2 separate regions of the Homo sapiens genome follow, and region 2 is linked to region 1. Evidence: chromatin contacts called from ENCODE Hi-C or POLR2A ChIA-PET data. All regions are on one chromosome and are shown on one strand. Each heading gives the region's core, a stretch centred on a gene start or an enhancer-like site at or near the end of the contact. The rest is flanking DNA. Distances are from core to core; before and after follow the strand shown. Region 1 holds the start of FAM110A (family with sequence similarity 110 member A). Region 2 has its middle 84 kb from the start of SIRPA.

Region 1 (4,427 bases), core at 966-3,465:
TAGTCATGAAGTCCAATGAGATGATGTGTATAAAGCCCTAACACAATGTAGCAGAGGGCACAGGGCCAGGATTGATATTTAGCTGGTCCTCACGGATACAGCAGACTCCCTGTTTATGACAGTGGTTGGCTCTGATTTGGTTGGTGTCCATGCCAGAGTGTACAATCATTATTAGCTATTGATATATTATTAGCTCCCTCCCCTGCCCACCCAGGGGTTTACGCAGTAAGTTCTCAATTATTGGCAATCCAAACAAAGAATAAAAGACACCAGCTGGAATGAAACAGAGAAGCTGGTTCCAAATTGAGCAATTCAGACTGACTGCTATAAAATTTCCTCACCTTAAAGGCCCTTAGAGTTAATTCATTCTAATCCCCCTAAAAATATACTTTTTTGACATGTTCAAGTATTGGAAATTTGGAAAATTCACAAAAACACAAAGAAGAAATTAACTGCTGTGATTATAGATGATTATACACATATACATATGTATTTAATACATATTTATGCTGTACATAGTGTTTTGAAGCATACTGTACTTCAAAAAAATTTGGGAGGGGTGCATTGGCTTATGCCTGTAATCCTAGAAATTCAGGAGGCCAAAGCAGGAGGATCACTTGAGGCCAGGAGTTCTAGACTGGCCTGGGGCAACATAGCGAGACCCGTAGCTTGACATGGTGATGCGGGCCTGTAGTCTTAGTTACTCTGGAGGCTGAGGTGTGAGGATTGCTTCAACCTAGGTTACAGTGAGCTATGATTGCACCACTGCACTCCACCCTGGGCAACAGAGCTAGACCCTGTCTCTAAAAAACATAAATAAACCAATGTTTAATACTTAGCATTTCCCCCTATCTTTAAATATCTTCTAGCTACTTCACTTTTATTTTTATCTTTTTGAGATGATCTCTTGCCCAGGTTGGGGTGCAGTGGCATGATCTCAGCTTACTGCATCCCCCACATCCCAGGTTCAATCTATTCTCCTGCCTCAGCCTCCTGAGTAGCTGGGATTACAGGCATGTGGCACCACGCCTGGCTAATTTTTGTATTTTTAGTAGAGACGAGGTTTCACCACGTTGGCCAGGCTGGTCTTGAACTCCTGACTTCAGGTGATCTGGTCGCCTCAGCCTCCCAAAGTGCTGGGATTACAGGTGTGAGCCACTGCTCCTGGTAGCTACTTCACTTTTAATGGCTGCATAATATTCCTCATCAGAAAGTGGGAAAAATTAGGCTAGGTGGCGTGGCTCATGCCTGTAATCCTAGTACTTTGGGAGGCTGAGTTGGTAGAATTGCTAGAGCTCAGGAGTTTAAGATCAGTCTGGGCAACATGGCAAAACCCCATCCCTACAAAAAATACAGAAAATACCGGGTGTGGTGGTGCACACCTGTAGTCCCAGCTACTTGGGAGGCTGAGGTGGGAAGATTGCTTGACCCCAGGAGATTGAGGCTGCTGTGAGCTGAGATCCTGCCACTGCACTCCAGCCTGGGCGACAGAGTGAGACTCCATCTCAAAAAAAAAAAAAAAAAAAGAAAAGAAAAAGATAAAGAAATAAATAAAGTGTTAATAATTAAAAGTACTTTTAGAGGGTTATGTCATAAGCCTTGACAAGACTTGTTCTGTAAAGCTACCCGGCATGCAAAAAGCTCAATTAAGTTAGCTCCTCCACAGGATGGAATTATATAACCAATCCCTTTCAAGAGGCATTGAAGTTGTTTCCATTATTTTGCTATGATGAATAAGGCTGAGCAATATTAATCTTTGCTCATATCTTTGGTCATTTCCTTTGTAAATTTCGGGACTGCTGGGTATGCACATTTTAAAATTAACTCACTCATCATCATGCAGTTAGGAGAACAGAGAAAGGAAGGGGCTTGCACCGGGTCACATAGGGAGTTAGCGTCAAAGTCAGGACTAGGAACCAGCCAGGGCCCTCTAACTGGAGCTCTTCCAGCTGGGGTCCTAGAGGAAGTCCCAGCTGGCCGCGGGAGGGAGGAGGAGGAAGGGAAAGAACCAGGCGCCGGGGCTGAAGCGGCGGCAGGAAGAAGGTGGGGCCGGCTGGGAGGAGCGGGCGGAGCTGCTGAGCAGCGCCTCTCCTTCGGGCGGGGGAAGCTAAGCGGTCGCCTGGCAACCCTGGCGGCGCGCCGTTCGAACGGAAGCGAGGAACCAATCAGGAAGTCCGGGGCGAACCATTCTGGTGTGAAGGGGGGCGGCGTGCTCACTTCCCCTTCCACGGCGCCCCAGGGACTTTCCCTGCGGTGGGGGCCTTCGACAGTGAGGGCCACCCGCTCAGCTCGACCGCGGAGGGCAGCTCCAAAGGGGACCCCAAAGGTGCCCACGCGGGGCTGGGGCCTCCTGGGCGTCGTTGGGAGCGGCCACTACCGGCCCGGGTCCGAGCTGTCAGCCTCTCCAAAGCCTGCGCGAGAGGAGCCGGGACACGCCTAGCGCGGGCTCCAGGTGAGGGCGCGGGTGGGTCCGGGTGCGACCCCGGGTCTGGGGGCCCCGTTCCCCGAGCGTCTGCTGTCTGCTTTCTCCCCGCGTCGTACCTGCGTGTCATTTCACAGATGAGGACTCTGAGGCTCAGAGAGGCAAGTGTCCCGGCCCGGCGAGCTCTGGCGGAGAATCCAGTTCAAGTCTTTCTGCCCCACCTCGCAGCCCCCTAGTCTAGTCACATCTGGACTTGCCTTGAGAGGCCCAGACGGGCAACTGGTAGTCATTTTCCCAGCGTTTTATCGGCAGGGACCTGTAGACCCCTGGCTGGATCACATATCCCCGCGCCCCACACTGTCCTCGGGATACCCCCTTTGGGCGTCTGTCTTTCCTTCTCCGCAGTCCGGGGTTGGACTCGGCTCATTTGGCGCCTTTCTGTCTACGGGGACAGAGGACCACTCTTTGGGGATCGGACGGGACTGACATTTCTGGGCTGGATGCAGGGGCAGCAGATTCTCCAGCCCCCAGAGCCGCTGCTGGCCTCTTGGGAATCATCCCCAGTTTGGGGAAGGGAATAGAGCCAGTCCCTAAACCAAAGCCACTAGTCACCAGAGACTTTGGAATTGGGAGTGGGGCCGGAATCCCCCCAGGTGGAGCAGCTGACCTAGGCCAGACCCTGCTGTGTCTCCTGGGGACACCCCCTGCCCCCTAGGTTGCTATTGTCAGTCTCCTTTTGTAGGTGGGGAAACGGAGGTTCTAAGAAGTTAAGCCCCTTTTCGAAGTCACAGTCAGACAATGCAGTGGTTAGCTCCTAGTCCCTCTGGCTTCAATCTTAGAATCCTTGACACACAGAATCATGCATTTTGAGAGTCTTCAATCTCTTCATAAGGGAGTTACATATCCTCTCTCCTCTGGAGCCTGCCCCTGGCTTTGGGGGACAGGATCTCCGAGGACTCAGAAAGAAAACAAGGCTTTCTTTTATTCTTTCAACAAATATTATTTATTGACTTCATAAGCCCTGCTCTGGTTCTTGCATGTTTTGGTTTTTTTACTTATTAGCAAATGTATCATCTTCTCCCACTGTGATGCAAGGCAGGGGCTGAGGCAATTGAGCCAGTGCAAAATTTAGGGATGCCCAAAACCTCAGTAATCAAGACTGAAACTAACGTTCATGGACCATTTGTGTGTTCTGCAGGCAGGAGGTTAACTCACACAGCCTTCATGAAGTGCAGTCCTCCCATCTCTCTCTCTCTCTCTCTCTCTCTCTCTCTCTCTCTATATATATATATACACACACACATATATACACACACACATATATGTATATATATGTATGTGTGTATATATGTATATATGTGTATATATATGCATATTTATAAATCATGAAACCACTGCCCTGTCCCTGAGTTGCTCTGTGACATTGAGTAAGTTTCTTCAGTCTCTGGGCTGAGCTAAGAAGTCATGATGGTGCACTCAGGCCTGGGCAGAGGGCAGTCTAGGATAGGAAGTGGGCTTGGCTGTGGATCTGCCTCCCCCTCCCCTTTCTAATCCTGCGTGCCAGGCCCTTCCCCAAGACCTTGCATGTGTTATCTTCCATTCTGTCCTCACTGCAAAATCCTTCATCCCCATTTTGCAACCTCAAGTGCAGACCTAGGCCTAGAAGATCAACTTGGTATCAGTGGGCCTAGATGTCCACATCCACACCCATTCCACAGCCTACTCCCTTCTCCCTTCCTAATGTTAGTGCAAGGCCACCCTGAGCAAGGCTGACTCCTGGGCAGGCCAGGGCACCAGCGTCTGGGAGGCCTCCAGAAATAGCTCAGGGCCTGGTGTGGCTCTGGAGGTGGCCCAGCTGGGTGTCCCTGACCTGGACAGCTGGGCTGAAATTGAGCTGGGGCTGCCCTGCTGGCTGGCCCCTTGCCACTGCCTGGAGCCTTCCCAATCTCCTCTGGGGCAGGCAAGGGCCTCCCCAAATCTAGGCCAGGCTTCTGCTGAAGGGAAA
Region 2 (4,427 bases), core at 1,146-3,645, 980 kb after region 1:
AGTAAGTGGTAGAAGCTGGGCTTGAACCGGAACCCAGTCTGTCTGATGCAGTCTTCCTTAATCAATAGCCATGCTGTTACTATTACTGTTGACATTACTATTATTGACCTTGAATTCTTTACCCAATATCTCCACACTTCCACAACACCTGGTGGGGGCAGGAAGAGCCACCTGACCCAAAGACTGCCAAAATATAGGCTGAGCAGCCTGTGATACAGCCTGGGACAGAAGCTCCACCCAGCAGGGCTGAGCCCAATTAACTAAACTCATCAGCAGTGATGGTGGCTGCCAGTTTGAATTGGACCACAAAGAGTTGGGATGATGCCTACAAGCTGAAAGACCCTAAAAGATGACATAATTCAAACAAATGTGAAGGCACAGGGGCAATGAGTAAGCCAAACTTCCAAGACAGACAAGGGGGAGGAGAAATTTGACAAACGTCTGCTCCTGAGATGACTATGAACTGACTCAGTCCCAGAGCACTGGGTCCTGAATGATGTTCCAGTGGCTAAGTTGTATTCTGTGATGTGTGGTCAAAATTCCTGCCTTCCAGTCCCTGCATGTAGCTTTACAACAACCCCCATGGCTCAAGTTAGGAGAGAGGCTCTGCTCTTTTCAACCAAAATTAGGCTAGCTCAGCTCTCCCGTTTATCTTTAGGGTAAATGCTAAGATTTGGAAGTGGTGAATGGAGAGGGAGGTAGGATCAGGACATCCCTCCATCAATCCCAGGTGACGAGGCCCAGAAGACATGGCCTGGCCCAGTTCCTGTTATATCAGAACCTTAGTCCATGTCTCACCATCTACAATCATATCCTAAGTGATCTCACTCACCATCTGGGGTGACTCCGGGCCAGGCGTCTCCCCTGCACTCCAGCCTCATGCCCAGCTACTAACTCCACAGCTCCGTCCGTGTTACACAGGCATGTCAAATCTCACCTGTCCAAAATGGAACTCCTGATTGTGCCTCCAAAACCCACCCCTTCTGCAGGATTTTCATATCAGGAAATGCCAACTCTATAATTCGAGCTGCTTAGGTCAAATACCTTGGAGTCAGCCCTGGCTGTCCTGAGTCATATTCCAACATTCTTGCAGTCCACAAATTCTATTGGCTCTTCCTTCTAAACGTATCCGTGCCCTCCATGATCACCCTAGTCTGACCCACTATCGTCTGTCACCTGGGGTGACACAACAGCCTCCTCTTGCCTCTGGCCTGCCTTCTACAACTTGTTCTGAACTCAGCAGCCAGAGATGTCCTGTTAAAACCTAGGCTGGAGCTTGTAGTCCTCTTGCTCAAAACCCACCCATCACTGCCCTTCTCACTCAGAGGAAAAACAAAGGCCTCCTAAGTCACACAGTCTGACCTCCTCAGTTTCCCCTACAGACCTGCCTCCCTGACCTCACCTCCCAGAGCTCTCCCCAGCCCTTCCTCTATTCCAGCCACTCAAGGTGATCACCACTCCTGGAAGGAGAACTCCCACCCATGGGCCTTTGCATCTGCTGTGCCCTCTGCCTGGGGTGCCCCTCCAGCACGGCTCCCTATCTCACTTGTGTGGGTCTGCAGAGATGCCTTCCCTGGGTACCTCATTAAAAATTACCACCCACTCCAGCAGTCCCTCCCCCGTCTCCTTCCCTGCTTTAACTTTCTCTGTAGCATTTAACACCATCTATTGACACGCGGTAGATTTTACTTACTGTTTCGTGTCATCTCCCACACTGGGATGTTAGCTACGTCTAGGGAAGGACCTTCTTCCATCAGGTGTATCCCCCTTGCCTAGAACACAGCGTCTGATGCATAGTAGGTGCTCAGCAAATCCTTGTCAAATGAACAAAGAAGCACACATAAGAGGACTTCCTGGAGGCACCCCTACCCAGTTCTCACGCCCCCAGCAGCCACCCTCTGGGTGTTCCAGGCCCTAGGCTAGTCCCCTCACTTCTTTGATCCTATTCAGGGGAAATCGGCCTCAGGCCCTGTCCGAAAACAGGAGAACTAAGGAGAAGCTAGTCATGGAGGAATTAGTCCAAATAGGTGGGGATTTCTTTTTAATTAGAACTATTTTTTTTTTTCCCTTCACACAAAAGGACTTGTGTCCCAGTAGCTGGCTCTCCTGTCAAAGCTTGTCCCGGGCTGAGAGCTGGAGCTCTGTGTTCCCACCAAGGATCTACTGTCAGAATCACTGGAGAGCAGCGTGGGCTTTACAGAAGGAAGGTTCTGGGGCAGCAGGGGCACGTGGCCTCCCTGGGACAGGCACACACCTGGAAACCCCACAAATGGGAAGGACTCCATGTGGGTGACAGGTGAGGCTGGTAACAAGCGTGTAGGGTCACTGTACTGTTCTCTCCACTTCCTGTAGTTTGAGAATTTTCTTTAGAGAGAGAAAAAAAAAAAAGAGTGTTTTTCCCCTGAAGTTCTCTTTTCCCGACACATGCCCAGAGGATTTCCTGTAGCCCTCCCTCCCCACCATACCCCACCCACAACTTCTCTTTTCTCCTCCCCTCTGATTCGAGGAGAGAGCCATTCTGCTCTGCTTACTAGCTGCCTGTCTGCATCTGGGGACACTTACAAACCTTTGATGCCTGTTTACTCCCCTACTCGCCAAGATTTGGGTCCAGATGGCCTGGTGAGGTGGTGCTGGGCACTGATGGTTGCTAAATGCTCCCTGGGTGATCCTGGCACTTTCTAGAGTTGAGCAACTACCTTGTTACCCCAGACCCAGCCCTGACTCTGCCACACTCAGGGATCTCCTGTTAATAGGGTCCAGCCTCCTTAGAAGACAGTTTAACAACATATTTTGTTACCTGAGCCCATCTTTGGGGTCCACCATAGCTGCCTAAGTGACTTGAGGAGATATTTCTTCCAAACCCAGACAAAGAGCCTCATTCACCACCAGCACTCCTGGTGGATGACATCCTCCCTGTTACCTTATGCGACACGGGTTCCCTGTGACCATTTGGAAAGTGCAGAGAAGCACACAGGAGCTGGCCACAGCCCACTTCAAGCCCAGGAATTTGTGAACAGAAAGGAGCCATTGTCTCCAGTCACTTGAAGGGAACAGCTCAAAAACACATTCAAAGGGCCCTGATGATAATGAATATGCTAATATGATTTCCACTGGGCGCCTGTGCTACCTCCAAAAAACCCTTTCTGACCTTCCTCATGGATTCAAAGCTTTCATTGAAGTCGACAGGGGATTTTGGTTAAAATAACATGAAAGTTTTCATTTAAATGGACAAAGCTGGGAGTTGTGAATTAAGCATGAGTTTCACATTGGTCCTGACACCCCTGACCTTGATGGGGAAATGCATAGATTGTGACTGGACCTTCTGGACCTTCTAGCTATTGCCTTTGGGTGGGCAGAGCTAGCAAGCATTAAGGGTCCCTTTTGCATGACAAGTGAACTCTGGAGACCTAGGTTTAAATCCCAGCTCTGACACTTACTAGCTGGGTGACCTTGAGAAAGGCAAATCATTTCTCTGATTGAGCCTCAATTTCCCCATCTGTAAAATGGTTTGGATAATACTTCCCTTGCAGCATTGCTTCCAAGAGTGAATAAGAAGTCTGTATGTGGGAGGGGTTGGGGAAGTGGAAAACATCTTGGAGCTCCCCACCGTCTCACCCAGTCAGAGACCCAGCAAGGGTGTGAACACCTCCAGCCTCCCATATCCCAGACCTTCTTTCCTTCATTCAGCGTATATTTATAAAGCATTTCCTGGGTGCCAGGTACTGTTTTGGGGCTGGGGATTCAGCTGTGAACAGAACAGATGAACTCTGCCCTCAGTGGAGCTGCCATTGTAGTGGGAAGGACAGACATTAAACACATGAATAGATAAATAATAAGTAAGTGGGCTGGGCGTGGTGGCTCACGCCTGTAATCCTGACACTTCGGGAGGCCGAGGGGTGGGGGGGGGGGTGTTGGATCACCTGAGGTCAGGAGTTCGAGACCAGCCTAACCAACATGGTGAAACCCCATCTCTACTAAAAATACAAGGGCGTGGTGGCACATGCCTGTAATCCCAGCTACTCGGGAGGCTGAGGCATGATAATCACTTGAACCTGGGAGGCGGAGGTTGCAGTGAGCCGAGATCATGCCACTGCACTCCAGCCTGGGCAACAGAGCAAGACTTCGTCTCAAAAATAATAATAATAATATGTAAGTGGTAATAAGTTCTTTGGAGAAGAAAAACAAAGTCCTTAATGAAAAGAGCAGAGCTTTAGAATTAGACAGAGCTGAATTCAAATCTCAGCTTGCTCTTTGCTGGCTGTGTAATGCCTGGGAAAGAGATTTTATCTCCCTAACACTCTTCTGCACATTTTTTAATGAGACCCACTGATGAATCACCCACCCATTGAACAAATATTTATAGAACTCTGGGCCAGGCACGGTGGCTCATGCCTGTAATCCCAGCACTTCAGGAGGCCGATGCAGGC

Evidence for each region. Hi-C counts contacts between places; a loop is a spot of excess contacts on that map. ChIA-PET counts read pairs that join two places held with the same protein, here RNA polymerase II (POLR2A). Pooled maps may share reads with other maps.
Region 2: a map of ascending aorta shows a loop between it and region 1 (4-fold over the local background). The contact joins the enhancer-like site here to the promoter of FAM110A in region 1. A Hi-C loop is called at or near these places in 1 of 168 maps with a recorded cell type or tissue (ascending aorta) and 2 of 50 pooled maps. POLR2A ChIA-PET finds 5 or more read pairs at or near these places in 2 of 52 experiments (PC-9 and activated T-cell).

What each region holds. Positions count from the first base shown.
Region 1 is chr20:831,500-835,926 of GRCh38, forward strand. FAM110A (family with sequence similarity 110 member A) reads left to right here and starts at 2,216. Exons shown (of 2, transcript NM_001042353.3): 1 at 2,216-2,452. RefSeq lists a silencer at 2,467-2,616 and an enhancer at 4,133-4,232.
Region 2 is chr20:1,808,861-1,813,287 of GRCh38, forward strand. No RefSeq gene overlaps it. Among named protein-coding and RNA genes, the nearest start is that of SIRPA, 84 kb to the right of the region's middle. Within about 2 kb of position 2,396, at least 17 of the 41 ENCODE cell types and tissues checked have a DNase peak (open chromatin) inside an H3K27ac peak, as active enhancers do; they include ascending aorta, where a contact is called at or near this core.